Linked DNA regions of Homo sapiens: region 1 is linked to region 2. A link is an interaction called in ENCODE POLR2A ChIA-PET data of the cell type or tissue named here. Cell type or tissue: CD4-positive, alpha-beta T cell. All regions are shown on one strand. Each heading gives the region's core, and the rest is flanking DNA. Links, peaks and the distances in the headings are about the cores only. Region 1 overlaps LOC107985694 (a long non-coding RNA gene). Region 2 overlaps SEPTIN6 (septin 6).

Region 1 (15,629 bases), core at 6,712-11,711, 130 kb before region 2:
GAACCAATTGTGATGTCTATGGTGATGGCTGTTGTTTCTGCCATTAATAGTTGGTCTTAGTCTCTCACGAAGGCTGGAGGCCAGTGGCACAATCTTGGCTCACTGCAACCTCTGCCTCCCGGGTTCAATGATTCTCCTGCCTCAGCCTCCCAAGTAGTTGGAATTACAGACACCTGCCACCGCACCCAGTTAATTTTTGTATTTTTATTAGAGACAGGGTTTCACCACGTGGGCCAGGTTGGTCAGATGACCCGCCCGCCTTGGCCTCCCAGAGTGCTGGAATTACAGGGGTGAGCCACCACACCCAGCCGATGCTTTTCAGTTAAAGCACGAAGAGGATTTTTGTTGTTGTTGTTTTTTAAGACGGAGTCTCATTCTGTTGCCCAGGTTGGAGTGCAGTGGCATGATCTCAGCTCACCACAACCTCCGCCTCCTGGGTTCAAGCGATTCTCCTGCCTCGGCCTCCTGAGTAGCTGGGACCACAGGCTCATGCCACCATACCCAACTAATTTTTGTATTTTTAGTAGAGACGGGGTTTCACTATGTTGGCCAGGCTGGTCTTGAACCCCTGACCTTGTGATCCACCCGCCTCGGCCTCCCAAAGTGCTGGGATTACAGGTGTGAGCCACTGCGCCTGGCCTAATTTTTTCCCTTGCATATTGATGTGGATGACCTGCTGCTGCAGGCTTCATCTTCAACATCATTTTGTCCTTTCTTACAAGTTATCCATTTGTAAACTGCTGATCTCTTTAGGGGCATTGTCCCCATAAACTTTTGGTAAAGCATCAGTGATTTTACCGTTCTTCCACCCAAGCTTCATCTTAAATTTTATGTTTGTTCTTCCTTCAATTTTAGCAGAATCCATTTTTCGCTGATAGGAGCTCTTTTCACACTGATGCTTTCTCCTTTTTAATGCCTCAAACTAGATCCTGTCGAGATATTTTTTAACGAGTTAGTACCAGTTTATTTTGATGCCAAAAGATTTTGCAATCCATGCATAGTTTCTTGATAATACACATTTTCCATGGACTTTTTGAAGACTTCTCATATGACTGTTGATATGATTGAGCTCTGTTCCCGCACCCAAATCTCATCTTAAACTGTAATCCTCATGTGTCAAGGGAGGAGCTTGGTAGGAGGTGATTGGATTATTGGGGCAGTCTCACACATGCTGATCTTGTGATAGTGAGTAAGCCTCACAAGATCTGATGGTTTTAAACAAGGCAGTTTTTCCTATGCTCGCACTTCACCTCTAGTCTGCTGCCATGTAGCATGTGTCCACTTCCCCTTCTGCCATGATTGTAAGTTTCCTGAGGCTCCCCCAGCCATGTGGAACTGTGAGTCAATTAAACCTCTTCGGCTGGGCTTGGTGGCTCACCCCTGTAATCCCAGCTTTGGGATACCAAGGCCGGTGGATCACCTGAGGTCAGGAGTTCCAGACCAGCCAGGCAAACATGGCGAAACCCATCTCTACTAAAAATACAAAAATTAGCTGGGTGTGCTTATGCCCGCCTGTAATTCTAGCTACTCAGGAGGCTGAGGCAGGAGAAGCGCCTAAACCTGAAGGGCAGAAGTGTGGTCAGCCGAGATCGCACCATTGCACTCCAGCCTGGGCGACAAGAGCGAGACTACGTCACATATTTTATTTATTTTATAAATAAATAAAAATAAAATAAAATAATTAAACCTCTTCTCTTTATATATTACCCAGCCTTGGGTATTTTTTCTACTAGTGTGAAAACCAATTAATATAGCTGTGAAAGAAATGGAGATACATAGGTTAATGGTGTTAATGAAGCTTTATTTTAAATATGAGAAAGTAAGTAAGTTTAGAAGCCAAAAGGTAAGCTCTACAAGGATGAATACTCAAGAGAAAGAGACAACGAATACTGTAGGCTTCCTGCAAAGGCAGGTGAAAATGGAAGCCAAGGTAGAGGTTAGAGGAGTTGGCCTTAGGAGAAGCAACACTCCTGAACCCCCAGGCATGAGTTGACATCCTTGCCTCTTTGTCTAGCCTGTTTTCATGTCAGCACCTCCCTCTTCTGTTCTACTTGCCTGGCCTGTCCAGCTCTGGATAAATCACCCATCCCCACCCCACCCTCTTCAATTTCTTCCATTTGCTCATTCATTTAGCAAACATGTACCAATCACTGACTGTGTGCCAGGCCCTGGGGTCAGGGATTCAAATAAGTCCTTGTGCACGTGGAACTCATGTTTCAGTGTTGGCAAGAGGCAAATAGCAATAATCAGATCATGATGCACAATGTCAGAAGGGTCGCGGTAGCACAGGGTGTTGTGGGAGCCTCTTGCCCCTAAGCTGCAAGTGTCGCTGGAGAAAATCCCTCAAGCAGATCAATTGGTGAAACCACAGGAGAGCCTTCACTCCTGCTAAGCAATTTTTACCATCAGTCTTGAATTGATATCCTTTCCCCAGTGCCACCTTTCTTCTACTTTGCTCCCTTGCTCTCCTTTCTTGTGTTGCAGGCAAGGGGGGTGAGGACCACTTCCTCATAAAGCATAATTTCATGTCCTTAATAACTATAGGCCAGGCATGGTGGCTCATGCCTGTAATCCCAGCACTTTGGGAGGCCGAGGCAGGTGGATCACTTGAGGTCAGCAGTTGGAGATGAACCTGGCCTACGTGGTGAAACCCCGTCTCTACTAAAAATACAAAAATTAGCCGGGCTTGGTGGTGTGCACCTGTAGTCCCAGCTACTCAGCAGACTAAGGCAGGAGAATCGCTTGAACCCGGGAGGCAGAGGTTACAGTGAGCCGAGATTGCACTACTGCACTCCAACCTGGACAACCAGAGCGAAACTTCGTCTATGCAGGCAATCCTAGCATTTGGGAGGCCAAGGTGGCAGAATCATTTAACTTCAGGAGTTCAAAGCCAGCCCGGATAACATAGGGAGACCCCATCTCTATTAAAAATTTTAAAACTTAGCCCAGTGTGGTAGAGCGTGCCTGCAATTCCAGCTACTAGGAAGCTGAGGTGGGAGGATGGCTGGAGTCTGGAATGTCAAGGCTGTTGTGAGCTGCAATCTTGCCATTTGCACTTCAGCCTGAGTGACAAAATGAGACCATGTCTCTAAGAAAAATAAGTTGTACCAGGCTTATAAAATAATAATTAGGAAATGGTTGCTTTTCTTTGGAAATGGAGAGAGGAAGTGGGCAAGTTGTCATTTACCATGCCTTCACATTTTTGGTCTTAAATGACTGGACTTTAGTATATATTAATATATAAGTTATGACTTGAAAATCCCACGTAAAAGCTTAGCAGCATTGTTGTAACAGTAACATATTTCATTGTACTTCAGAATCATCCAGGGATGCAGCGTTACCATCCAGGAGCTCGAAGCCAAGGTCGACTCTCGCACCCTGATGACATAACCAAGTCTGGAGATTCAGCAGTAGAAAGAAAGCAGGAAAGTTGTATTAGCCATACAAAAGAAGAGGAGAGGCTGGGTGTGATGGTTCACGCCTGTAATCCCAGCACCTTGGGAGGCCGAGGCGGGTGGATTACCTGAGGTCAGGAGTTTGAGACCAGCCTGGTCAACATGGTGAAACCCCATCTCTACTGAAAATACAAGAACTAGCCAGGCGTGGTGCCAGGTGCCTGTAGTCCCAGGTACTCGGGAGGCTGAGGCAGGAGAATCGCTTGAACTCAGGAGGCGGAGGTTGCAGTAAGCCGTGATCTTGCCACTGCACTCCAGCCTGGGCAACAGAGTAAGACTCCATCTCAAAAAAAAAAAAAAAAAAAAAAAAGAAAGAAAGAAAAGAGTAGAGGAGTGTGCAGCAGAGGAGTAAGTTTTGCCTCAAAGCAGGAATCTGATCAGAGGTTCAGAATTGGAAGTACAATTTCATTGCTTTTGCAATTTCTATAAATTAAAGTGTCAGAAAAAGATGATGGCAAGGACATGCATTGCAATTTGCAGGGGGAAATGTCAAGTGAGGACTTCATCACATATGACATGAGAGAAAAGTAAGAGCTGGTTCTAAAATCAAAAGCTTTTGTTCATCCCAAATTGAGTTTCTAAATTTTGGTGGAGCAGAGTCGCTTTGAAGTCTTGTTCTGATCTATTTCTACTGAATTGTTGATGATAACTGTTGACTTTGGGTAGTATAGAAGCAACAAGCATGTCCTTGTAGTACAAGTACAGGGAAGAATAGAACAAACTTTCATTGATGCAAACATTTAAATAGTCATGTTACTTCCGTATCCAATATCCTCAAGTTTTAGGATTAGTTTTAGTTTTTTATTTGCTTATCTAAGCTTGGCATGAAGAATATTTTTAAACATCTTGTTTTGTCTCCAGCATTTTTTTTATTAAGAGGTAAAATGTAGTCCTTGTTGGATTCTTGACAATCTAGTTTGTTTGATCTTAGGTCTCATGATCTGAGTGCCTACCCTCTCCAGGAAGGAAACTGCACCGATGTCTATTCCTGTTAAATAGCAACTTTTAGTCTCAGCTTGTTTTGTTTTGATGTCAATAAATAGTAACAGCATTCAAGTATGAAGTTAAGTGTAGTGAGTAACTTTAGCAAACAGCTGTGAATTTTGAGAAATTAATTTTTTGATACTGAATTAACCTCTTTGGAGTTTGGAAAGCAGATGAATGATATTAGTTTCTGCCTTCGCTAGCATGCCTTTGTTTTGTCCACCAGAGAACGATCAGTTCATGGTTCACTCCTGTATTAGACCATTCTTGCACTGCTAAAAAGAAACACCTGAGACTGGGTAATTGATAAGAAAAGAAGTTTGGCCAGGCACGGTGGCTCATGCCTGTAATCCCAGCACTTTGTGAGGCTGAGGTGGGATGACCACTTGATGTCAGGAGTTTGAGACCAGCCTGGCCAACATGGTGAAACCCTGTCTCTACTAAAAATACAAAAAAATTAACCGGGCATGGTGGCACGCTCCTGTAATCCAAGCTACTCGGGAGGCCGAGGCAGGAGAATCGCTTGAACCCAGGAGGCAGAAGTTGCAGTGAGCCAAGATAGCACCACTGCACTCCAGCCTGGGTGACAGAGCGAGACTCCATCTCAAAAAAAAAAAAAAAGAAAAGAAAAAAATAAAAGAGGTTTAATTGGCTTATAGTTCTGCAGGCTGTACAAGTCGGGAATCTCACATTGCTCAGCTTCTGGGAGGCCTCAGGGAGCTTTTACTCATAGCGGAAGGTAAAGCAGGAGCAGCCATCTCACATCACAGAGTGAGCAAGAGAGTGAGTGCGGGGAGGAGGTGCCACACTTTACAACAACCAGCTCTGTAAGAACTCACTATGGAGAGGACAGCACCAAGCCATGAGGGATCCGCCCCATAACCCCAACACCCCACCAGGACCCACCTACAACACTGGGGATTATATTTCCATGAGATTTGGGTGGGGACAAATATCCAAACTACATCCACTATTCTTGTCCCATAAGAACAAAATGTTAGACAACATCCTTGAGCTTTTGCCTGATTTTCATTCATTCTGCCAGCCCTTCCTGACGTGGCATCAGTTCGCCTTTACTTTCTTAATCACCACTTTATGTTTTCCCAGCTTTTAGAAACAAATAGCCAAAGAGGCAGGTACAAGAGCCACCAATAATGACTGAAAGTAAATGATTGTCAACTGGGCAAGAGTACTAAAGGAAGGGAAAATTTCTAGAAGGAGATTGGCTGACAATGTCCCGTGCCACAGAGAGGCTAAGGAAGACAAGAAATGGAAGTGTTCACTGGATTTGGCAGTCGTGATTTCATTAGTGAACTAATGAAACTGATGACCTAAAAGAGACAGAAACCATGTTACAGTGAGGGGTGAATGGCAGGTGGGAAATGGATGTATGTTTGGAATTCATCTCTTTTTAGGTGGTCATTGAAGTCATGGCCATTGATTCTGTTACTTAAGAGGGAGAGTGAAGTAAGAACAGAAGCAGACCTAGGGCCCAACCTCGAAAAACTAACATTACATAGAGGTAAAGAAATGTATCTACAAAAACAGAGAAGGACTAGCCAGAGAGTAGGAGAAAAACCAGAAGACTCTGGGTTACTTAATCTAAGAGAAAAGTGTTTCAAGGAAGAGGAGTGGCCAGCAGGGTTGGATGCCGCTGAATGGTCAATTATGATGCCTGACAAAAGCCATGGCATTCAGTGACTTGCAAATCACTGATGCCCTAGAATTATGGGGCAGGGAAGCCAGATTGGGTTGAGAATGGAAAAGATATATACAACTTTTTAGGGAAGTACGAGGGATCTTCAAAAGTTTCTGGACCCTTAGTTCTACTCTGAGGCCTCCTTCACATTCTCCTGAACATATAAATATGTAATTATCAGAAAGAATCATGGCTTGCAATTAGTTCCTAGGTGGATTTTTTTCTTTTTTTTTTAAGACAGAGTCTTGCTCTGTCACCCAGGCTGTAGTGCAGTGGTGCCATCTTGGCTCACTGCAACCTCCACCTCCTGAGTTGAAGAAATTCTCCTTCCTCTGCCTCCCAAGTAGCTGGATTGCAGATGCCTGGCACCACACATGGCTAATTTTTGTATTTTTTGTAGAGACAGGGTTTCACCATGTTGGCCAGGCTGGTCTCCAATTCCTCACCTCAAGTGATGTGCACACCTAAACCTCCCAATGGGCTGAGATTACAGGCATGAGCCACTGGGCCCAGCCTGGATTTTTTTTTTTCTTTTGAGGTAAGGTTTCTGTCTGTCACCACCACTGGAGTGCCATGGCACAATCACGGCTCACTGCAGCCTTGACCTTCTGGGTTCAGTTGATCCTCCCACATCAGCCTCCTGAGTAGCTGGGAATATAGGCATAGGCCACCATGCCCAGCTAACTTTTGTATTTTTTGTCAAGACAGGGTTTTCCCATGTTGCCCAGGCTGATCTCAAACTCTTGGGCTCAAGCAATCCGCCCACCTTAGCCTCGCAAAGTGCTGGGATTACAGGTATGAGCCACCGTGTCCAGCCTGAGGGATTTTTTTTTTTTTTTTTTGAGACTGAGTCTCACTCTGTCACCAGACTGGAGTGCAGCAGCACGATCTTTGCCCACTGCAACCTCTGCCTCCGGGGTTCAAGTGATTCTCCTGCCTCAGCCTCCCGAGTAGCTGGAACTTCAAGCACGTGACACCAAGCCCAGCTAATTTTTGTATTTTTAGTAGAGACGGGGTTTCACCATGTTGGCGAGGATGGTCTATGATCTCTTGACCTTGTGATTCATCCACCTCGGCCTCCCAAAGTGCTGGGATTACAGGTGTGAGCCACCGCACCCGGCCATGGATTTTTAAAAGAACAGATGATGGGTGCAGTAACTCACTCCTGTAATCCCAGCATTTTGGGAGGCCGAAGCAGGTGGACCACCTGAGGTCAGGAGTTCAAGACCAGCCTGGCCAACACGGCAAAACCCCACCTCTACTAAAAAAATAGAAAAAAAAATTGCTGTGTGTTGTGTCGCGTACCTGTAGTACAAACTACTCAGGAGGCTCAGGCAGGAGAATCGCTTGAACCCGGGAGGCGGAGGTTGCAGTGAGCGGAGATCACGTCACTGCACTCCAGCCTGGGTGACAGAGCCAGACTCTGTCTCAAAAAAAAAAAAAAGTTTGTGGAAAATAGACGTAAAAGATAAAAAATATAAACTTATAAGATCCACCAAGGTCAAGAAACTTTGACACTTTTGTAGGCAATGATATTAGCCATTTATTTATTTATTTTTGTCTCTTGCTCACAGCACTTAGATACTAGCCATTTTATCCATCCCCAAAGAATTGGAGTTCCTGGGAATTTACATCAATGCAATCTTTTTTACATTATTAACTGGAAAAAAAATGGTACCCTTTACAGATTTTTTATCATTAGGAAACCAAAAGAAGTTGGAAGGAGCTAAATACCAACTGTAGGGTGAATGCCTACTGGTTTCCCATTGAAACTCTCTCAAAATTTCCCGTTTGATGAGAGGCGTGAGCAGAACCTTTGCTGTGATAGAAAAGGACTCTCTGGTGAAGTTTTCCTGGGCATTTTTCTGCTAAAGCTTTGGCTTTCTCAAAACACTCTCATAATAAGCAGATGTTATTTTTCTTTGGCCCTCCAGAAAGTCAACAAGCAAAATTTCTCAAGCAGCTCAAAAAACTATTTCCATGACCTTTGCTCTTGACCAGACCACTTTTGCTTTGACTGGACCACTTCCACATCTTCGGAGCCATTACTTCGATTGTACTTTGTCTCCATAGTTGGAAAGCCACATTTCACCTCCTGTTACACTTTCCCAATAGATGCTTCATGATCTATTGGTTGGGGCAAAAGTAATTGCGGTTTTTGACATGTCTTTCAATGGCAAAAACTGCAATTAATTTTGTAGCAACCAATAGAGCCTACTTGTTTAAAATTTCCATTGAAAGCTCTGTTCTTTGCAGCTGATCTGGTTTTGGCACCCATCAAGTGGAAAGTTTGCTCAACTTTTGATTTTTCAGTCAGAATTCTGTAAGCTGAACCAATTGTGATGTCTATGGTGTTGACTGTTGTTTCTGCTGTTAATCGTTGGTCCTTCCAAATTAGGGCACAAAGAAGATAAATTTTTTTTCTCACAAATTGATGTGGATGACCTGCTGCTGCAGGCTTCATCTTCAGCATCGTCTTGTCCTTTCTTACAAATTAACTATTTTTATAAACTGCTGATTTATTTAGGTGCATTGTCCCCATAAACTTTTGGTAAAGCATCAGTGATTTTACCATTCTTCCACCCTAACCTCACCCTAAATTTGACGTTTGTTGTTCCTTCAATTTTAGCAGAATTCATTTTGCTCTGATTGTAGCTCTTTTCAAACTGATGACTTCTCCTTTTTAATGACTCAAACTAGATCCTGTTGAGACATTTTATAATGCGTTAGTACCAGTTTGTTTTGGTGCAAAAAGATTTTGTTTTTGAGATGGAGTCTCACTCTGTCGCCCAGGCTGCAGTGCTGTGGCGCGATCTCAGCTCATTGCAACCTCACCTCCCCAGTTCAAGCTATTCTCCTCCCTCAGCCTCCTGAGTAGCTGAGAATACAAGTGTGAACCACCACACCTGGCTAATTTTTCTGTTTTTTAGTAGAGACGAGGTTTCACCATGTTGGCCAGGCTGGTATCAAACTCCTGACCTCAAGTGATCCACCAGTCTCAGCTTCCCAAAGTGCTGGGATTACAGGGGTGAGTCACCATGCCCAGCCCTCAAAAAGATTTTGCAATCCATGCACAGTTTCTTGATAATACACATTTTCCATGGACTTTTTGAAGACTTCTCATATGGCTGTTGATATGGTTGGGCTCTGTGTCCCCACCCAAATCTTATCTTGAATTGTAATCCTTATGTGTCAAGGGAGGAAGTTGGTGGGAGGTGATTGGATTAGGAGGCTGGTTTCCCTCATGCTGTTCTCCTGATAATGAGTGAGTCACACCAGATCTGATGGTCTTAAAAGTGGCAGTTTTTCCTATACTCGCAATTCACCTCTCGCCTGCTGTCATGTAAGGCATGCCTGCTTCACCTTCTGCCATAATTTTAAATTTCCTGAGGCCTCCCGAGCCATTCGAAACTGTGAGTCAATTAAATCTCTTCTCTTTATATACTACCCAGTCTCGGGTATTTCTTTCTACCACTGTGAAAACAGACTAACACAGCTGTGAAAGAAATTGAGATACATAGGTTAATGGTGTTAATGAAGCATTATTTTAAATATGAGAAAGTAAGTTTAGAAGCCAAAAGGAAAGCTCTAAAAGAATGAATACCCAAGAGAAAGAGACTACTAATACTGTAGGCTTCCTGCAAAGGCAGGTGAAAATGGAAGCCAAGATAGAGGTTAGAGGAGTTGGCCTTAAGAGAAGCCATTCTCCTGAACCACCAGGCATGAGCTGACATCCCTTGCCTCTTTGTCTAGCCTGTTGCCAGCCATCTCAAGGCCGTTTTCACGTCAGCACCTCCCTCTTCTGTTCTACTTGCCTTGCCTGTCCAGCTCTGGATAAACCACACGTCCCCACCCCACCCTCTTCAATTTCTTCCATTTGCTCATTCATTTAGCAAACATGTACCAATCACTGACTGTGTGCCCGGCCCTGGGGTCAAGGATTAAAATAAGTCCTTGTCTGTGTTGAACTCATGGTTCAATATTGGCAAGAGGCAAATAGCAATAATCAGATCATGATGCACAATGTCAGAAGGGTCGAGGTAGCACAGGGTGTTGTGGGAGCCTCTTGCCCCTAAGCTGCAAGTGTCGCTGGAGAAAATCCCTCAGCCAGATCAACCAGTGAAACCACAGGAGGGCCCTCCCTCCTGCGAAGCAATTTTTAAAATCCATCTTTAATTGATATCCTTTCCCCCAATACCACCTTTCTTCTTCTAGTTTGCTCCCTTCCTCTCCTTTCTTGTGTTGTAGGCAGTGGGGGTGAGGACCACTTCCTCATAAAGCATAATTTCATGTCCTTAATAACTATAGGCCAGGCACGGTGGCTCATCCCTATAAGCCCAGCACTTTGGGAGGCTGAGGCAGGCAGATAACTTGAGGTCAGCAGTTGGAGACGAGCTGGGCCTACATGGCGAAACCCCGTCTCCTAGCATTTCGGAGGCCAAGGCGGGAGGATCACTTAACTTCAGGAGTTCAAGACCCGCCTGGATAACATAGGGAGACCCCCTCTCTACTAAAAATTTAAAAACTTAGCCCAGTGTGGTTGCACCTGCCTGCAATCCCAGCTACTAGGGAGCTGAGGTGGGAGGATCGCTTGAGTCTGGAATGTCGAGGCTGCAGTGAGCTGCAATTGTGCCACTTGCACTTCAGCCTGGGTGACACAGTGAGATGATATCTCTGAAAAAAAAGAAACTGAACCAGGCTTATAAAATAATAATTATAAAATGGTTGCTTTTCTTTGGAGATGGAGAGAGGAAATGGGCAAGTTGTCATTTACCATGCCCTCACATTTTTGGTCTTAAATTACTGAGCTTTAGTATATATTAATATATATAAGATATGACCTGATAATCCCATTTAAAGCATATTAGCATTGTTCTAACAGTAACATATTTCATTATACTTCAGGATCATCCAGGGATGAAGCTTTACCATCCAGGAGCTCGAAGCCCAGGTCGATTCTGGTGGCAAGATGGCAGCACCAATCTGGAGATTCAGCAGTAGAAAGAAAGCAGGAAAGTGATATTAACCATAGAAAAGAAGGAGGAAGGGAGTGTTAAGTCCAGATGGCCTTAGGTGTACTGACTGTCTAGGCAGCCAAAGAGCACACGTTAAGCAATCCAGAAGTGCCTTCAGGGCAAAGAATAGAGAGAAAGGGGGTGGTTGTGCTGGTGGGGTACACTGCAGAGGAGTAAGTCTTGTGTCAAAGCAGGAATCTGATCAGAGGTTCAGAATTGGAAGTACAATTTCATTGCTTTTGCAATTTATACAAATTAATTTTAGTGTCAGAAAAAGCTGATGGTGAGGACATGCATTGCAATTTGCAGGGAAATGTCAAGTGAGGACTTCATTACGTATGACACGAGAGAAAAGTAAGAGCTGGTTCTAAAATCAAAAGCTGTTGTTCATCCCGAGTTGAATTTTCTTTTTTTTTTTTCTTTTTTTTTTTTTTTTTTTTTTTTAGACAGGGTCTCACCCTGTTGCCCAGCCTGGAGTACAGTGGCTCAATGTCGGTTCACTGCAACCTCCACCTCCTGGGTTCAACTGATTCTCCTGCCTCAGCCTCCCGAGTAGCTGGGATTACAGGTGCCCGCCACCTTGCCTGGCTAATTTTTGTATTTTTAGTAGACATGGGGTTTCACCACGTTGGCCACGCTGGTCTTGAACTCCTGACCTCAGGTGATTCCCCCCGCTTCGGCCTTCCAAAGTGCTGGGATTACAGGTATGAGCCACCGTGCCCGTCCATTCCAATCTAGTTTTATTGCATTGTTGATGATAACTGTTGACTTTGGGAAGTGTAGAAGCAACAAGCATGTCCTTGTAGTATAAGTACAGTGAAGGATAGAACAAACTTTTGTTGGTGCCAAAATTTAAATAGTCATGTTACTTCTGCATCTAATGTCCTAAAGTTTAAGGATTACTTTTAGTTTTTTGTTTGCTTACATGAGCTTAGCATGAAGAATATTTTCAAACATCTGCTTTTATCTTCAGCTTTTTTTATTTTTTATTATACTTTAAGTTTTAGGGTACATGTGCACATTGTGCAGGTTAGTTACATATGTATACATGTGCCATGCTGGTGTGCTGCACCCACTAACTCGTCATCTAGCATTAGGTATATCTCCCAATGCTATCCCTCCCCCCTCCCCCAACCCCACCACAGTCCCCAGAGTGTGATATTCCCCTTCCTGTGTCCATGTGATCTCATTGTTCAATTCCCACCTATGAGTGAGAATATGCGGTGTTTGGTTTTTTGTTCTTGCAATAGTTTACTGAGAATGATGATTTCCAGTTTCATCCATGTCCCTACAAAGGACATGAACTCATCATTTTTTATGGCTGCATAGTATTCCATGGTGTATATGTGCCACATTTTCTTAATCCAGTCTATCATTGTTGGACATTTGGGTTGGTTCCAAGTCTTTGCTATTGTGAATAATGCCGCAGTAAACATACGTGTGCATGTGTCTTTATAGCAGCATGATTTATAGTCCTTTGGGTATATACCCAGTAATGGGATGGCTGGGTCAAATGGTATTTCTAGTTCTAGATCCCTGAGGAATCGCCACACTGACTTCCACAATGGTTGAACTAGTTTACAGTCCCACCAACAGTGTAAAAGTGTTCCTATTTCTCCACATCCTCTCCAGCACCTGTTGTTTCCTGACTTTTTAATGATTGCCATTCTAACTGGTGTGAGATGGTATCTCATTGTGGTTTTGATTTGCATTTCTCTGATGGCCAGGGATGATGAGCATTTTTTCATGTGTTTTTTGGCTGCATAAATGTCTTCTTTTGAGAAGTGTCTGTTCATGTCCTTAGCCCACTTTTTGATGGGGTTGTTTTTTCTTGTAAATTTATTTGAGGTCATTGTAGATTCTGGATATTAGCCCTTCGTCAGATGAGTAGGTTGCGAAAATTTTCTCCCATTTTGTAGGTTGCCTGTTCACCCTGATGGTAGTTTCTTTTGCTGTGCAGAAGCTCTTTAGTTTAATTAGATCCCATTGGTAGTCCTTGTTTGATTCTTGACAATCCAGTGTGTGTTTTATCTTAGGTCTCATGATCTGAGTGTGTACCCTCTCCAGGAAGGAAACTGCATCAATGTCTGTTCCTGTTAAATAGCAACTTTTAGTCTCAGCTTGTTTTGTTTTGATGTCAATAAATAGTAACAACATTCAAGTATGAAGCTAAGTGTGTTTATTAACTTCACTAAATAGCTGTTATATTTGAGAAATTAAATTTTTGATACTGAATTAACCTCTGGAGAATTTCAAAAGTGCATGAATGATATTAGTTTCTGCTTTCACTGGCATGCCTTTGTTTTGTCTACCAGGGAAAAATCAGTTCATGGTTCACTCCTATATTAGGCCTGATGTTTTTTGGCTGTGCCCCCACCCACATCTCATCTTGAATTCCTACATGTTGTGTGAGGGACCCAGTGAGAGGTAATTGAATAATGGGGCAGGTCTTTCCTGTGCTGTTCCCATGATAGTGAAGAAGTCTCACAAGATCTGATGGTTTCATAAAGAGGAGTTCCCCGGCACAAGCTCTTTTTGTCCTGCTGCCATCCATGTAAGACATGACTTGCTCCTCCTTGCCTTCTGCCATAATTGTGGGGCCTCCCTACCCATGTGGAACTGTGAGTCCATTAAAGCCTCTTTTCCATCCCAGTTTCGGGTATGTCTTTTTTTTTTTTTTTTTTTTTTTTTGAGACAAGGTCTTACTCTGTCACCCAGGCTGGAGTGCAGTGGCGTGATCTCAACTCACTGAAACCTCCACCTCCCAGATTCAAGCAATTCTCCTGCCTCAGCCTCCCTAGTAGCTGAGATTACAGCCATCCGCCACCGTGCCTGGCTAAATTTCGTATTTTTAGTAGAGATGGGAATTCACCATGTTGGCCAGGCTGGTCTTGAACTCCCGACCTCAGGTGATCCACTGCCTCGGCCTCCCAAAGTGCTGGGATTACAGGCATGAGCCACCACTCCTGGCCTCGGGTATGTCTTTATCAGCAGTGTGAAAACGAACTAATACAGGCTGTTCTTACATTATTATAAAGAAATACCTGGCCGGGGCTGGGGGCAGTGGCATATGCCTGTAATCCCAGCATTTTGGGAGGCTGAGGTGGGTGGATCACGAGGTTAGGAGTTTGAGACCAGCCTGGCCAACATGGTGAAACCACATCTCTACTAAAAATACAAAAAATTAGCTGGGCGTGGTGGCACACGCCTGTAGTCCCCAGCTACTCAGAAGGCGGAGGCAGAAGAATCACTTGAACCAGGGAGGTGGAGGTTGCAGTGAGCCGAGATTGTGCCACTGTACTCCAGTCTGGGTGACAGAGTGAGACTCCATCTCAAAAAAAGAAAAAAAAAAAATACCTGGCCAGGTGCAGTGGCTCCCGCCTGTAATCCCAACACTTTGGAAGGCTGAGATGGGCGGATCACTTGAGGTCAGGAGTTTGAGACCAGCCTGGCCAAAATGATGAAACCCCATCTCTACTAAAAATACAAAAATTAGCCAGGCATGGTGGCAGGTGCCTGTAATCCCAGCTGCTCAGGAGGCTGAGGCAGGAGAATCACTTGAACCCAGGAAGGTGGAGGCTGCAATGAGCCGAGATCACACCACTGCACTCCAGCCTGGGCAACAGAATGAGACTCTGCCTCAGAAAAATAAATAAATAAATAAATAAATAAATACCTGAGACTGGATAATTTATAAGAAAAGAGATTTAATTGGCTCCCAGTTCTGCAGGCTGTACAGGAAGTGTGGCACTGGTATCTGCTCGAGTTTTGGGAAAGCCTCAGGGAGCTTTTACTCATGGTGGAAAGTGAAGCAGAAGACATCCCACATCACAGAGTGAGCAAGAGAGTGAGTGCGGGGAGGAGGTGCCACACTTTACAACAACCAGCTCTGTAAAACTCACTATGGAGAGGACAGCACCAAGCCATGAGGGATCTGCCCCATAACCCCAACACCCCACCAGGCCCCACCTACAACACTGGGGATTATATTTCCATGAGATTTGGGTGGGGACAAATATCCAAACCACATCAACTATTCTGGTCCCTTAAGAACAAAATGTTTAGACAACATCCTTGAGCTTTTGCCTGATTTTCATTCATTCTGCCAGCCCTTCCTAACATGGCATCACTTTGCCTTTACTTTCTAAATAACTTTGTTTCCTCAGCTTTTAGAAACAAGTAGCCCAAGAGGGAGGTACAAGAGCCACCAAAAATGATTGAAAGTGAATGACTGTCAGATGGGCGAGAGGATTAAGGGAAGGGAAAATTTCAAGAAGGAGATTGGCTGACATTGTCCCATGCCACAGAGAGATTAAGGAAGACAAGAAATGGAAGTGTTCATTGGATTTGGCAGTCGTGATTTCATTAGTGAACTAATGAAACTGATGACCTAAAAGAGATAGAAACCATGTTATAGTGAGGGGTGAATGGCAGGTGGGAAATGGATGTATGGATTTGGAATTCATCCATTTTTAG
Region 2 (15,629 bases), core at 3,104-8,103:
AATAAGGGGGCTGGGCACAGTGGCTCACGCCTATATTCCCAGAACTTTGGGAGGCCGAGGCGAGTGGATCACCTGAAGTCAGGAGTTCTAGACCAGCCTGGCCAACATGGTGAAACCCCATCTCTACTAAACTAAAAATACAAAAATTAGCTGGGTGTGGTGGTACACACCTGTAATCCCAGCTACTCAGGAAGCTGAGGCAGGAGAATCGCTTGAAACCAGGAGGGAGAGGTTGCAGTGAGCTGAGATCGCGCCACTGCACTCCAGCCTGGTTGACAGAGTGAGACACTGTCTCAAAAAAAAAAAAAAAAAGAAGTTATAATAAGGAGACTAATAGGGTTTTATTGTATTTCTGGTAAAATAAATGTTTTATATACAATAAAACTGCCTGAAAGCTAAATGCTCTGATGACCCAAATTGTCAGGCACCTTTTTGGTTGTAGTTCAATATTTTTCTAAAATACCTGAGGCCACTTTCCTACCCAGGAAAGTATCATCATAGAATCTTTTTTAAAAAAGTAACATTTTCCCTGTTTATAAAAGTAAAATATGCCTATTGTAGAACATTTGGAAAACCCAGAAAAGCAACATCACCTACAACCTCTCTACCCAAAAGAAATCACTGACATTATTTTGGCATGTGTTCTTCTAATCTTTTAAAAAATGTGTATTTTCCCCCATCATTGGGATGACCCTGTGTATACAGGTTGGTTTTCCTGTTGTTGTTTGCCTTTGGTGAGCATTTCCTTTTGTCATTAAATATTCTTAGAAAACATTTTTCTCAGCTGCTTAATATTCCATCATGTATCACTGAACCGATGATTCATAGTCTTGGAGATTTGCACGGTCTTTCAGACATCAGTGTTCAGGGCTGAGAGTGGAAATGGAGAAAAGGGAGGTGTGAGAGCTTGGGCCCACCAGTAGGTGACTGAAGAGAGTCCGGTTTCAGTGTTTCTTTTCTTTCCTAGCATTTTTGTTGTTGTTGTTTGTTTGTTTGTTTTGAGACAGAGTCTCCCTCTGTTGCCCAGACTGGAGTGCAGTTGTGCGATCTCAGCTCATTGCAACCTCCGCCTCCTGCGTTCAAGCGATTCTCCTGCCTCAGCCTCCCAACTGGCTGGGACTACAGGCATGAGCCACCAAGCCTGGCTAATTTTTGTATTTTCAGTAGAGACGGGTTTTCCCAGTGTTGGCCAGGCTGGTTTCGAATTCCTGGCCCCAAGTAATCTGCCCGCCTTGGCCTCCCAAAGTGCTGGGATTACAGGCATGAGCCACCGTACCTGGCCGCTTTCCTAGTATTTGGATGGGAATGGCCAGAGGAGAAAGTTTAGGGACAGCCTAGTCATCAGCAATGAGTTTCAAACTTTTTGCTTTTATTCTTTAGAATGACAGCTACTAATTTAGCCACCCTGGTTTGAAACAGAGGCGGGAAATTCTCCATTGACACAGATGCACCCTCAGTTCCCAGAGGCCTCAAATACGGCTTGCTTACTATCACAGAGGTTGGAAGAGGGGCCAAGGGGAGTGGGGGACAGAGGTGGCCTACTCGGGTGCTTAAGGGACTCTTTATTTTCAGTAACAGCAATGAGAGAAAGATGCGCAGCTGGAACCACCATAACTTGTTCTTGATAATATGAACCTTACGAATATTCAATTAAAAAACGAAATTGGTGTGTCCTCAGGAGAGGAGGCAGAAGAGAAAGAGAGCAGTGTTTCTGCCTGTGATATGAAATGTGGTATAACGTATTTAAAAACCACAGGTGACTGCAGATGAGGAGAAAACAGGAAATGTAATTGGGGAGGGGAGTGGGGCGCTCTCCCAGTTCTCAGGAGCACTCTTTCATTTTGCCTTCCTTTTAGCTCCTCTCAGACTCTCTGCATCCTAATTACCCCTGCTGCAAAGCTGAGTGAGAACTCTTCTTTCTTATATTAAAAATGTTTTAAAATTACATGGGTAACATGCGAATACATTCGTGCTATAAAAGAGTCAAACAATAGGGAAGCATACCGACTACTCCCTTGACTGAGCCCCTATTTCCATCCCCCTCCCCTGAGGTAGCTACGATTGTGGGTTTGGTGGCTGTATTTTCAGTCTTCTTTCTATGCATCCACATACATTTACGTGCAAATACACATCTACAGGGCTTCTGGGGCATATATGGGCTCATATTGTGCTTATAGTTTACAACTTCTATTTTCTTTTTTTTTTCTTTCTTTTTTTTGAGACAGGGTCTCACTGTTGCCCAGGCTGGAGTGCAGTGGCACAATCTTGGCCCACTACATCCTCGACCTACCGGGCTCAAGCAATCCTCCCACATCAGCCTCCTGGGTAGCTGGGACTACAGGTGTGTGCTAACACACTTGGCTAATTTTTGTATTTTTTGTAGAGACGGGATTCTGCTGTGTTGCCCAGGTTGGTCTCAAACTCCTGGGCTCAAGCGAGCCACCTGCCTCGACCTCCCAAAATGCTGGGATTACAGTCATGTAATAACTTCCATTTTCTTCTATTTTATTACAGTCGCCCTATAACTTCTGTTTTCTGTTTTATAATATGTCTTGGAGATACTCACATCAGTACATACAGAACTACCCACATGCTTCTTAATGGATGTAGAATATTCCAGAATATGCGTGTACCATAATTTGGTTAAATATTTTCCTATTGTTGGACATTTAGGTTGGGTTTTTTTTTTCAGCATTATAAACTGTGCTGTAATAAATTTCCTTGTAATAGATCTTTGTACAGATTCTGAGAGGAGGTTGCAGGGTTATGAGAGAAGTGCAATTTAAAATGGTGACTTTGGCCATTCCAGCATCTCAGTTCAGGCCTTCAGTATGGTAATATGGCACCACCTGCTACTAAAGATGAAAACTTGAGATTTACTGTCAGACATGCTGGGCCAAGTTGCCGGTTCCATCTCCTCTCGTGCACATTGTAGTCAAGGAACATTCAATTAACTGCAATCAAAGTAATCAGGCCCTCAATTAATCAGGCCACCTTAAGGAGAAAGAGGAAAGAGATAAGATATCAGAGATTTAGTGAGAGAGGAGGGGAGAAACTTCCAGGGGCTGTGCTGGGGTCAGTGTACATTCAGTTCAATGTTGTGTCCTTCTGTCCTTCCTACCTTTGCGTATTTAACTCTGAACAATGCGGACTGATACTCATAATGATGACCTTGACATCTTATAAGATTCATCAAAGCAAGGGTGCATAGTGTTTGCCAGACAGGATTTCCTAAAGTAGGAACTATACAAATACATTTTTTTTTTTTTTTTGAGACAGAGTCTTACTCTGTCGCCCAGCCTGGAGTGCAGTGGCGTGATCTCGGCTCAATGCAACCTCTGCCTCCCGGGTTCAGGTGATTCTCCTAACTCAGCCTCCCGAGTGGCTGGGACTACAGGCATCTGCCACCGCGCCCAGCCAATTTTTGTATTTTTAGTAGAGACGGGGTTTCACCATGTTGGCAAGGCTGGTCTTAAACTCCTGACCTCATGATCCACCCGCCTCGGCCTCCCAAAGTGCTGGGATTACAGGCGTGAGCCATCGTGCCTGGCCACAAATACATTTTTGAAGCTTTCTTAGCTACAGGGATTGAGACAAAAAGTTTGCTGCTTAAATCCCAGTTAGCAAGAAAAACACATTGACCAGGTTCTATGTCCCTTCTTTCCCAAACTCCTCAGTTAATTTAGGTGTATTGGACACTGGGTAACAGATACAAAAGAAATAAGGATTCTAAAAGTCACCAGTGGCTGGGCATGGTGGCTCACTCCTGTAATCCCAGCACTTTGGGAGGCCGAGGTGGCCGGATCATTTGAGGTCAGGAGTTCAAGACCAGCCTGGCCAACAAGGTGAAACCCCGTCTCTACTAAAAATACAAAAATTACCTGGGCGTGGTGGTGCACACCTGTAGTCCCAGCTACTCCGGAGGCTGAGGCAGGAGAATCGCTTGAACCCATGGGCCGAGATTGTGCCACTGCACTCCAGCCTGGACAACAAGAGAGAAACTCCATCTCTAATAAATAAATAAATAAATAAATAAATAAATAAATAAATAAATAAAATTAAGAGTGTTTATCTCTGGAGAGTGATATTATGGTTGATTTTGATTTTCTTCTTTATTATTATCTGTATGTTCTAAAATTTCTACAGTGAACATTGATTACTTCCACAAAATAAAAAATCTGATAAATGTAATTTTTTTAGTAACAGCTAATTTAAAATCAGTCTCCTCATCGTCCCCATTAAACAGGCATCTTTTCCTGGCTTTCCTATGTGTCTCCATGGTGCTGTCAATCCAAGCTCCCGGGCTTAGACCCTTGCGATTGTTCTCTCTGCCCAATCACTCCTTGAGGCTCATCCCTTCTTTTTTAATTAATTAATGTATTTATTTTTGAGACGGAGTCTCTCTCTGTCCCCCAGGCTGGCTGGAGTGCAGTGGCGCAATCTCGGCTCACTGCAAACTCCGCCTCCTGGGTTCAAGTGATTCTCCTGCCTCTCAGCCTCCTGAGTGGCTGGGATTACAGGCTCCCGCCACCACGCCCGGCTAATTTTTGTATTTTTAGTAGAGATGGGGTTTCACCATGTTGGCCAGGCTGGTTTTGAACTCCTGACCTCGTGATCCGCCTGCCTCAGCCTCCCAAAGTGCTGGGATTACAGGCGTGAGCCACTGCTCCCGGCAGAGGCTCATCCCTTCTTAAGACATCTCTCAAATTTGTTCCTTCTCTTTGAGTCCCAAGTCAGGTCAGTTCACACCAACCAGCATTTATTGTCACAGTGCCTGGATGTCACTCTGCTGGCTCAACATTATTGGAGTCATCTCCTCCTATGTCTTCCTGCTCCTAGTCTCTCTGTCCATCCAATCAAGCAAACACCCTGCAGCTGGAGTGATCTTTTAAAAACACTCCCTGTATCATGGCCCTCCCTGCTCAAATCACTCAAAATCCCCCAAATCCCATTGCTTAGGAAATGAAGTCCATACTTCTGCTTCTTAGGGCTTAAAAAATTATTTCTTTTGGGCCAGGCATGGTGGCTCATGCCTGTAATCCCAGCACTTTGGGAGGCCAAGGTGGGTGGATCACCTGAGGTCAGTAGTTCAAGACCAGCCTGGCCAACATGGCAAAACCCCATCTCTACTAAAATATACAAAAAATTAGCCGGGTGCGGTGGTGGGCACCCAGCTACTCGGGAGGCTGAGGCAGGAGAATCGCTTGAACCTGGGAGGCGGAAGTTGCAGTGAGCTGAGATCGCGCCACTGCACTCTAGCCTGGGAGACAGGGAGAGACTCCTTATCAAAAAAAAAGGAAAGAAAAGAAAATTTTTTCTTCTGCCGTTTAGGGCTCTTTACAGCACTGTCTTCAGTTTGAAAATTCATTTCCTCTCCTTTTGACTTTGGAGCACTTGAAGCTTCATGGTGCTGAATTTGTTGGAGGCCGGAAGAGGCAGCCAGGGGTGATAACAAATGGCTCAGGAAACCTCAACTCTGAGTCCACCTCAATTTCCGATGCCTGCTACATCGGAGGCTCCGTAAAGAAAGCATATCAGTTCTCATGTCCCTGACTCCCCTGCAGCGTTGCGGACCAAGAACTAGCAGTGGGAATCTTGCATCTTACTTTGTTTGCTTTAATAAAGAGAAGGGGAAATGAGAAGGAGAAGCAGAAAGGGGTGAACGTAGAACAAAGCCTTGAGTGATGTGAACCACTCATGAGGCTCAGCTGTCTTTATTTATTTTTTTTTTTTTGAGACGGAGTCTCGCTCTGTCGCCCAGGCTGGGTGCAGTGGCGCGATCTCGGCTCACTGCAAGCTCAGCCTCCCAGGTTCACGCCATTCTCCTGCCTCAGCCTCCTGAGTAGCTGGGACTACAGGCGCCCGCCACCACGCCCGGCTAATTTTTTGTATTTTTAGTAGAGACGGGGTTTCACCGTGTTAGCCAGGATGGTCTCCATCTCCTGACCTCGTGATCCGCCCACCTCGGCCTCCCAAAGTGCTGAGATTACAGGCATGAGCCACCGCGCCCGGCCGAGACAGTGTCTTGCTCTGTTACCCAGGCTGGAGTGCAATGGCGAGATCATGGCTCACTGCAGCCTCGACCTCCTGGGCTCAGGTGATCCTCCCACCTCAGCCTGCTGAGTAGCTGAGACCACAGGCTCACGACACCATGCCCGGCTCATTTTTGTATTTTTCTTGTTGTTGAGATGGGGTTTTGCCATTGTTGCTCAGTCTGGTCTCAAACTCCTGGGCTCAAGAGATCCGCCCACTTCGGCCTCCCCAAGTGCTGCGATTGCAGGTGCGAGCCACTGCACCCAGCCTCAGGTGTCTTCAGGGGACCCCCTGGGGCAGAGAATACACCAACTCTCACTGAATGATGGCATATGGTTGTCTGTTAAGAGTTCTCCACTGGGAGGGTGTGGGGTGAGATGTGTGAGGGTAATGAACTTGCCACATGGCATTCACCGGCACTAGCCCTGTCGCTTGCCCTCACAGGATCTAGTGACACCGATGGGAGTGAGATCTAAAGCTGTGTGAAGGGGCTATCTGGGAGCCGGTTCTGACAAAGTTGGCTGCTGAGAGGCTCCACCACCCTCACACCCCACCCCTTTCAGTGTGAAAATGTGCCCTTATTATGGACCTAGTCTAAAAGGTGGTCCAGCCCAACAGAAGAGCTGCCTGCTTAGTGCAGCCTGTGATGCTGGGCTGGGCCTCCTGGCACTAACCGTGCCCTTCTTGGACTGCTCTTGGCATCTTTCTAGTTATGGAAAGCTTGGTGCAGCCCCACCCAACAGAAACTGACTCCTTACATAGTACTCCCTTCTTGTCTAGCTCAGCTGTCTCAAGCTCCCTTCTCCCCTGTCCCCTCCCCTCCCCTGTGGCCGTTGGTTGGTATTTGGCACATTTCTTGAGTCCACGCTCCACGCAGGCCCCTTTTATGCTTCCCCCTGGCTCCTTGGAATCCTGTTCCAGTTTGAGTCTCCTCCTGTTTTGTAAAATCATTAACTATAAGCAGCTTTGGGCCTTGCAGGCGAAGCAAAGGCCCTCTGCTTTCCAGGGCTGGGAGTGGCTTGGCTGACCCTTAGGGAGTCAAGGGACCCAGAGGAAGCACGGAGGCAGCTTCTTGTAGCCATAGGGAGCCACAGTGTTCCATGCAGTACCCTTCAGGCTGGGGGTGTAAGGATAACCCCACAGTGAATAACAACAGCAGCTACTGCTGATTGAATGCTCACCACATGCTAGGCACTACGCTAAGGGCTTGAGGAGCATGATCCTGTATAATCCTCACACTCCTACTCAATAGTTTCCGATTTTATGGATGGGGAAAACTTAAGAAGTTTATGTAACTTGTCTGAGGGTGACACAGCCAGGAGATGGTGGAGATGGGGCTGTAACTAACACCTGCCAGATTTCAAAGCCTCTACTCTTAACCTCTACACTACACTGCCTTTGTAGGTCCTCAAAATGCTCTAGAGAGAGAGGAACAATTGCTTTTTTTTTAAGACAGGATCTTGCTCTCTCACCTGGGCGGGAGTGCAGTGGTGCCATCATAGCGCACTGCAGCCTCTACCTCCTGGACACAAGCAATCCTCCCGCCTCAGCCTCCCAAGTAGCTGGGACTACACAGGCACATGCCACCATGCCCAGCTAATTTTTGATTTTTTGTAGAGATGTTGTCTCACTGTGTTGCCCAGGCTGGTCTCAAACTCTTGGCCTCAAGTGATCCACCCACCTTGGCCTCCCAAAGTGTTGGGATTACAGGTGTGAGACATTTCGCCAGCCAATAATTGATTTTTTTTTTTTTTTGAGACAGAGTTTCGCTCTTATTGCCCAGGCTGTAGTGCAGTGGCGTGATCTCGGCTCACTGCAGCCTACACCTCCCGGGTTCAAGCAATTCTCCTGCCTCAGTCTCCCAAGTAGCTGGGATTATAGGCACCCACCACCATGCCTGGCTAATTTTTGTTTTTTTTGGTAGAGACAGGGTTTCGCCACGTTGGCCAGGCTGGTGTTGAACTCCTGACCTCAAGTGATCCCCCCCGCCTTGGCCTCCCAAAGTGCTGGGATTACAGGTGTGAGCCACTGAACCCGGCCCAATAATTGCTTTTTAAACCCTTTTCGTAATACTTACTGAATACTTCTGCATATACTAAGCTCGTTACATGTATTAGCGTTTCTGAGGCTCCCAGTCACCTCTAAGATATGCCATATTATCTCAGATGGCAGATGTGGAAGGAAACAGTCTCAGCAAGTTACTCAGCTTGTAAATGACTGAGTGGAGATTTAACCTGAGTCTGTGAATCTCGGTGCCAGCATTCTCCTCCCCTGACTCCACTCTCCTGCCCCTAATAAGCTCCTCTGTAATTTTCTCTGGAGCTGTGGCGACATTCACTATTGAGCCTAGAGGATGCCTGTCCCCAAGAATCTGTGATTTCCAAGCTGACGGGCCATTTTGCTTTGGAGCAGGGAGTAGCTGAGGGAAGAGATGACACACTGGGCCTGGGCGGGTGTGACTTCCTTGCACAGCGAACATTTGGATGGAGAAGCGAGACCCAGACTGCTTTTAAGCACATTTTCATTTTCTCCCTCACTCCTTCCAAATTAGGGTGAAGGTTGCCGAACTGTCCCCCTGGCTGGACATGTGGGGTTTGACAGCTTGCCTGACCAGCTGGTGAATAAGTCCGTCAGCCAGGGCTTCTGCTTCAACATCCTGTGCGTGGGTGAGTATTTCCATAGCAGGAAATTCTATTACAGAATATGGATCCTTAATGGCTGGATACGGCTTTGCAGGTAATTAGGTTAAATAGTGTGTCATTCTGATTTAGTTGCGAGAGTGTCTCTCCCCTCTTCTTTTATCTCTCTGCCTGTTTTTTGTAAACAGCTGGCTGTAATTACTTTTTTCCCCTGGCCAGATCAGAGTATAGGGCCATATCTTGGGGGGAAACTGAGCTATGTGAGACCCAGTGGAAATTCTGTAAGGGAGCTGGCTGGCTCAGTATGGCTGTAGAGTTCATTTTGACTACAGAAGACAGGATCCAGGGCAGAATTGGGAGGGAGGGGATAGCTGACAAAAAACGCCTGCCCACCAGCTGTGGGCAGTGGGTTGGGTCTGTTTCCTCTGTAGTTTTGCTGTGCTTGGTTTAGTTTGAGCTCGGGTGCAGGCACCACACAGCTGTATGCAACATTCTTTTATTCCCTTTACCTATCTCTCTGCCTAGACTTTTTTTTTTTTGAGATGGGGGTCTCACTATGTTGCCCAGGCTGGTCTTGAACTCCTGAGCTCAAGCAATCCACCCATCTTGGCCTCCCAAAGTGCTAGGATTACAGGTGTGAGCCACTGTGCCCGGCCTCTACCTAGACATTTAATCTCAACAGTGGGAGCTGCATCTTAGCCCCCTCTATTTGCTAATCACAGCACAAGTAGAGTGCGGTAATATCTGTGAAATGAATGAATGGGTGAATGCCACAGGAACCATTCATTATACTTTTCACTTTCTCACATTAGCTCTTTTGGACATTACCAGGACTCTGCGAAGTGAGCAGAGCAAGTAGCATTTGTATCCTCATGAAACAGGTGGAGACACAGAGTCTTGGGGAGGATAAGGGACTTACCTGAGGCAACACAGAAGAAGTGGCACCATAATGAGGACTCAGGCCTGGTTGACCCCTTGTTCCTCCCCCTGCTTCTCTAACTGCTGCCAGCAATATCTCTTGAGCACATGAAAGCACTTTGGAAACCACTGAGCACCAATCAAACAAATATGAGGGATAACGGTTCCTTCTTCAAGAATATCTTCGGCCGGGCACGGTGGCTCACGCCTGTAATCCCAGCACTTTGGGAGGCCGAGGCCGGTGGATCACGAGGTCAGAAGATCGAGACCATCCTGGCTAACACGGTGAAACCCCGTCTCTACTAAAAATACAAAAACAAAATTAGCCGGGCACGGTGGCGGGCGCCTGTAGTCCCAGCTACTTGGGAGGCTGAGGCAGGAGAATGGCGTGAACCTGGGAGGCAGAGCTTCCAGTGAGCTCAGATCGCGCCACTGCACTCCAGCCTGGACGACAGAGTAAGACTCTGTCTCAAAAAAAAAAAAAGAATCTTCTTAGATCTTAAATATCTCAAATTTGCAAACATGATCATAGCATATAATTTTCACCCTGTAACACGGGAAAGCATACCTGCATATTTCCAGTGACCTTCTGAACCTTAATGATTATATAAATACCAGAATAAAGTCTGTTTTTGTACTGGCTGAAACACTCAAACACTTTTGCTAATTGCCTTTTATTTTTGTATAGAGCGTATGGGGAACTTGTTCATGTAGTAGATCTGAACTACTACTAAATTGGATATTTTACACTTTAATGTATTCAGAAATTCTGTTTTTTCTTTCTTTTCTTTTCTTTCTTTCTTTTTTTTTTTTTTTTTTTTGAGACAGAGTCTTGTGCTGTCACCCAGACTGGAGTGCAGTGGCGTGATATCAGCTCACTGCAACCTCCACCTTCCGGGTTCAAGCGATTCTCCTGCCTCAGCCTCCTGAGTACCTGGGACTATAGGTGCACGCCACACACCCAGCTAATTTCTGTATTTTTAGTAGAGACGGAGTTTCAATTCCTGACCTCAAGTGATCCGCCCACCTCGGCCTCCCAAACTTCTGGGATTACAGGCATGAGCCACCGCGCCCAGCCTAGAAATTCTGTTTTCTCACTAAGGTCATTCATTTTCTTGGGCTCTTTATCATTTTTTTTCCTCTATCCCCAGCATTCTTTTCCAGGTCACTTTTTGTAAGAGAATTGCTACACATTCAAGGACAAGTAGAGAACAACAGATGACGGGCAGTTGTTCCCACAAGCTAGGCTCACTCCCTAGCTAAATGGCTCACTCCCACACACCAACTTTGGTTTTGTTGTCGTTGTTGTTTGAGACAAAGTGTCCCTGTGTCACCCAGGCTGGAGTGCAGAGGCTCACTGCAGCCTCAACCTCCCAGGCTCAAGCATTCCTCCCACCTCAGCCTCCAAAGTAGCTGGGATTACAGGCATGCGACCGGGCTCATTTTTTTCGTAGAGATGAGGTGAGGTCTCACTGTGTTGCCCAGGCTGTTCTTGAACTCCTAAGCTCAAGCGATCCACTTGCCTCAGCCTACCAAAGTGCTGAGATTACAGGCATTAGCCACTATGCCTGGCCCACATCAACTTTGGAACCTATCAGATGAAAATATGTGCTTCAGTTTCAATCCACAGATTTATACTCAAACTTATTTTTAAGATGTGACTTCTACTATGCATGTCCTTGTTCATAGGGAGAGAAATATACCTGGAGGCATTAGTGAATAAAACAGTACATTAAAAAAAAGAAAATATGTGCTTCACAGAATTACACATCGAGGGCCTTAGAGTCCAGATCTAGGCTGTTAATTCTTCAAATGCTGAAAGTCTAACTGATGGTTATGATTAGGTGCTATTTGGAGAAAAATGTAAAATAACTAGAAGTCACAGTAATCGACATCAAGTGCAAAGACTATCACATCCAATGTTAGCACTGCCAAATCTCTGTTTAACTAACAAGAGCTCCAATCTTTGGCTGATGGCCAACTTATTTCACATAATATTTGATTACCACAATATTTAAGCACAAACATATCAGAGTCCCTTGGCATTCTTCCCAGAACTCCATATGACCTGTACTGAAGTTGAGATGAGAAGAGAAATGACAGATCCACCTTAAGCAACCTTTCAACCAGTGCGATTGGGTGGGCTAGTAAAGCTTTAGGAGGGAGGCCATGTGAATTGAAATGGATCTCTGAGGGTGGAAGTGTAGGGTAATTTGATATGTGGAGCACAGGCTCCCCTAGGGCCCAGAGGCAGCCAAGCTCAAGGCAAAGTGGATGGGAGAAATAGTAATCCCCCATCCTCTAGTTTCCACCTAGACATTGTACAGCTATAAATGCTTCCACTTGCACCTGCTGGGATGGAATTGCTCAAGTACCCAGCACAGACCCTCCAAGAGGGGAGGAGTAGGAAGGAGATGCTCTCATCCTCAAGAGTCACAGACTCTCTTTTGCTCCCCACTTGTCAAGTTTCAGGAAATGGCTGCCTCTGTAGCTCCTGTCTTAGACTCACAGGTGCAACCATTGGATAGGCCAGCCCCGACTGGGTTAATTTCACCCCTGTTCCAAAAAACCCTGCAATGCACGCATCCTGCCCTCTTGCTGTGCTCACCACCCTGTCCTTGCTCAGAGAACCCACAATTTGGGCCAAGGTCATAAGTAGCTTAGAGTAGCTCTGAAGCTGCAATGTCAGCCCAGCCATGAGGCTGGATCCAGTCACTGACTTCGCAAAGGGTCCATAGCTTAGCTGCTGAAGGTGATCTTTTATCTTGCAGAGCTTTTTGTGATGATAGTTCATGCCTACTGCCTGTGTACATTTACTCCCTTAATGACTGTTATAACAAGATGCTGTTTGGGCATAGAATATATTTCCCCAAAGTATTTTCTTTTCTTTTCTTTTGAGACACAGTCTTGTTCTATTGCCCAGGCTGGAGTGCTGTGGCGTGATCACAGCTTACTGCAGCCTCAACCTCCCAGGCTCAAGCAATCCTCCCACCTCAGCCTCCTGAGTAGCTGGGACTACAGGCACATGCCACCATGCCTGGCTAATTTTTTTTTAATTAAAATTATTGTGTAGAGGGCCAGGCGCGGTGGCTCACGCCTGTAATCCCAGCACTTTGGGAGGCCGAGGTGGGCGGATCATGAGGTCAGGAGATCGAGACCATCCTGGCTAACACGGTGAAACCCCGTCTCTACTAAAAATACAAAAAAGTTAGCCAGGCGTGGTGGCGGGCGCCTGTAGTCCCAGCTACTCAGGAGGCTGAGGCAGGAGAATGGCGTGAACCCGGGAGGCGGAGCTTACAGTGAGCGGAGGTCACGCCACTGCACTCCAGCCTGGGTGACAGAGTGAGATTCCGTCTCAAAAAAAAAAAAAAACTTATTGTGTAGAGATGAGGTCTCACTATGTTGCCCAGGCTGGTCCCTAACTCCTGGGCTCAAGCAGTCCTCCCTACTTGGCCTCCCAAAGTCCTGGAATTATGGGCATGAGCCACCATACCCAAACGTTTCTTTTTCTTGATAGGGCATTTTTGGTGTAAAATTATGGTAGCACTAGCTTCAATTATTAACAAAGACCTAGGATATTTTTTCACACTATTGTTTATCTTGGTGCTGGGCTGCCGATCATAGGCCTACATCCAGCAAGGTATCCTACATGCATGTGTGCATGTGTGTACATCTGTGCACATATGTGTGTTGCAACTAAGAGAGAGCATTTTTTTTTTTTTTTGAGATGGAGTTTCGCTCTTGTCACCCAGGCTGGAGTGCGATGGCACGATCTTGGCGCACCAAAACCTCCACCTCCCGGGTTCAAGCAATTCTCCTGCCTCAGCCTCCTGAGTAGCTGAGATTATGGGCGTGCACCACCACACCCAGCTAATTTTGTATTTTTAGTAGAGACGGGGTTTCTCCATGTTGGTCAGGCTGGTCTCAAACTCCCAACCTCAGGTGATCTGCCTGCCTCGGCCTCCCAAAATGCTGGGATTGTAGGTGTGAGCCACTGCGTCCGGCCGAGAATTTTTGATAATCCAGAACCTAATTTATAGTAAGGATACCAATAAACGGCACCTGCAATTCTTCTTCTTCTTCTTTTTTTTTTTTTTTTTTTGAGACAGAGTCTCACTCTGTCACCCAGGCTGCAGTGGAGTGGCACTATCTCTGCTAACTGCAACCTCCATCTCCCAGGTTCAAGTGATTCTCATGCTTCAGCCTCCCTAGTACTTGGGATCACAGGTGCGCACCACCATGCCCAGCTGATTTATTTTGTATTTTTAGTAGAGACAGGGTCTCACCATGTTGGCCAGGCTGGTCTCGAACTCTTGACCTCAAGTGATCCGCCCACCTGGACCTCCCAAAATGCTGGGATTATAGGCATGAGCCACCACACCTGGCCTATTATTCTTTTTAGAGGACTAGGCACATGAGTGTGAACATATTATGACTCCTCTCCAATATATTCTCTAGGGTTGACCATAATTACCGAAGAGGTGAGGTTCCTCTTTCTCCCCATAAAAACACATATACTAGTCCCTTAGCTTTGGAAATTTCAAGGATCCCCTGATCCTAGATGCAGTACAGAATGCCTCAGAGGAACCACCAGAGCCAACAGTACAAATATTCTGGGGCCCGTTGCTTTGCACTCCTGGGAACAAGCCCCAAAGAGACTCATCCATCTAAATGCTACAGTAGCAGTCATGGCTGTGAAGAGCACAAAGGGTCATAATGATAATATTTACTTTGAAGCTGCTCAGGATTCCAGGCTCAATTGGGCTCTGTTGAACATGGAAAAAAACAGTCACACAAGAGAAGCAGGATTGAGGCTTGCTGCAGGAGGAGGGAAAGGGCAGCTAGCATTCTATCAAGGCCAAGGATCAATTGTTTCATCCCTTCATATCTGGGAAAGGCAGCTGCTTATTTGTCTAAAACAGGCTGCCAGCAGTGGTGTGCTGGTCAACGTCACAGCCCATCTCAGGAGAAAAACTGTTGTGGTTTGAAGCATCTGCTGATTTTGTTGGTGTCATTACTCCTGCCATGGCTGCTGTTAAGCTACCAACATGACATCACTGCACGTGGGCTTGGGAAGAGATGCAGGAAGCGGACGAGCCGGCTCCAGCACACCACTGCCTGCCAGGCCTCTGCAAGATCAGGAAGGAGAAAGGACAAGGTCACAGAGCCAGGCATAACCTTGTCCCTTTCCATAGGCTTCCTTAGCCAACCGGAGTTCCTGGAATGTTTCCTTTTGGGCACCTCCCTGTTGAACTCAGAGACGTTTCTCTGGGTTCAACATTCAGAACTGGAAGAGACTTTAGGTCCACAAGAACAGGGATTGTGGCTATCTTGTTCATTGCTGTATCTGCAGCTCCTATAACTGTGCCTGGCTCCTGTTAGAGTCTTTGTAAATACTCGTTGAATGACTGAATGAACAAACGTATCACGCCTATGCGTCTCGCTAGAGCACATTGGTTAAAAGCATGGACTCCAGCGTCGGCCTGCCTGGATTCAAATGCTGGCTCTGCCACTTACTAGTTTGTGACCTTGGACTAGTTACTTCTTCCACATTTTATTTTATTATTACTAGTTTTCAAAATAGACCTATTATGCTAAGTGAAGTAACTCAGGAATGGAAAACCGAACATTGTATGTTCTCACTCATAAGTGGGAGCCAAGCTATAAGGATGCAAAGGCATAAGAATAACACAATGGACTTTGGGGACTCAGGGGGAAAGGGCGGGAAGGGGGTGAGGAATAAAAGACTACAAATTGGGTTCAGTGTATACTGCTCAGGAGATGGGTGCATCAAAATCTCACAAATCACCACTAAAGAACTTACTCATATAACCAAATACCACCTGTCCCCAAAAACCTATGGAAATAAAAAATAAAACAGAGACAGGGTCTATGTTGGTCAGGCTGGTCTCGAATTCCTGGCCTCAACTGATCCTCCTGCTTCAACCTCCCAAAGTGCTGGGATTACAGGCATGAGCCACTGCGCCCGGCCCCTCCACATTTTATAGATGAGGAAAGTAAGGTGCAGAGATGCTGAGG

What was found. ChIA-PET counts read pairs that join two places held together with the same protein. Peaks named below come from ENCODE experiments on the same cell type or tissue, not always from the same donor. Only the 100,000 strongest peaks of a DNase experiment are listed, where the experiment ranks them.
Region 1: POLR2A ChIA-PET joins it to region 2 with 6 read pairs; 12 of 35 experiments call an interaction of 5 or more read pairs at or near these places.

Annotation. Positions count from the first base shown.
Region 1 is chrX:119,802,996-119,818,624 of GRCh38, reverse strand. It overlaps LOC107985694 (a long non-coding RNA gene), which reads right to left. Exons shown (of 3, transcript XR_001755949.2): 3 at 7,657-13,246. It also overlaps a transcript of UPF3B not described here. Among named protein-coding and RNA genes, the nearest start is that of RPL39, 19 kb to the right of the region's middle. RefSeq lists an enhancer at 9,245-9,539 and a silencer at 9,245-9,539. In CD4-positive, alpha-beta T cell, for the core only: no CTCF peak of the experiment used is centred there; no DNase peak of the experiment used is centred there.
Region 2 is chrX:119,668,624-119,684,252 of GRCh38, reverse strand. SEPTIN6 (septin 6) reads left to right here. Exons shown (of 11, transcript NM_145799.4): 2 at 8,585-8,699. Among named protein-coding and RNA genes, the nearest start is that of SEPTIN6, 17 kb to the left of the region's middle. RefSeq lists a silencer at 6,032-6,151 and an enhancer at 6,090-6,590. In CD4-positive, alpha-beta T cell, for the core only: no CTCF peak of the experiment used is centred there; a DNase peak (open chromatin) is centred at 5,462; H3K4me3 peaks cover 3,100 bases; H3K27ac peaks cover 4,425 bases.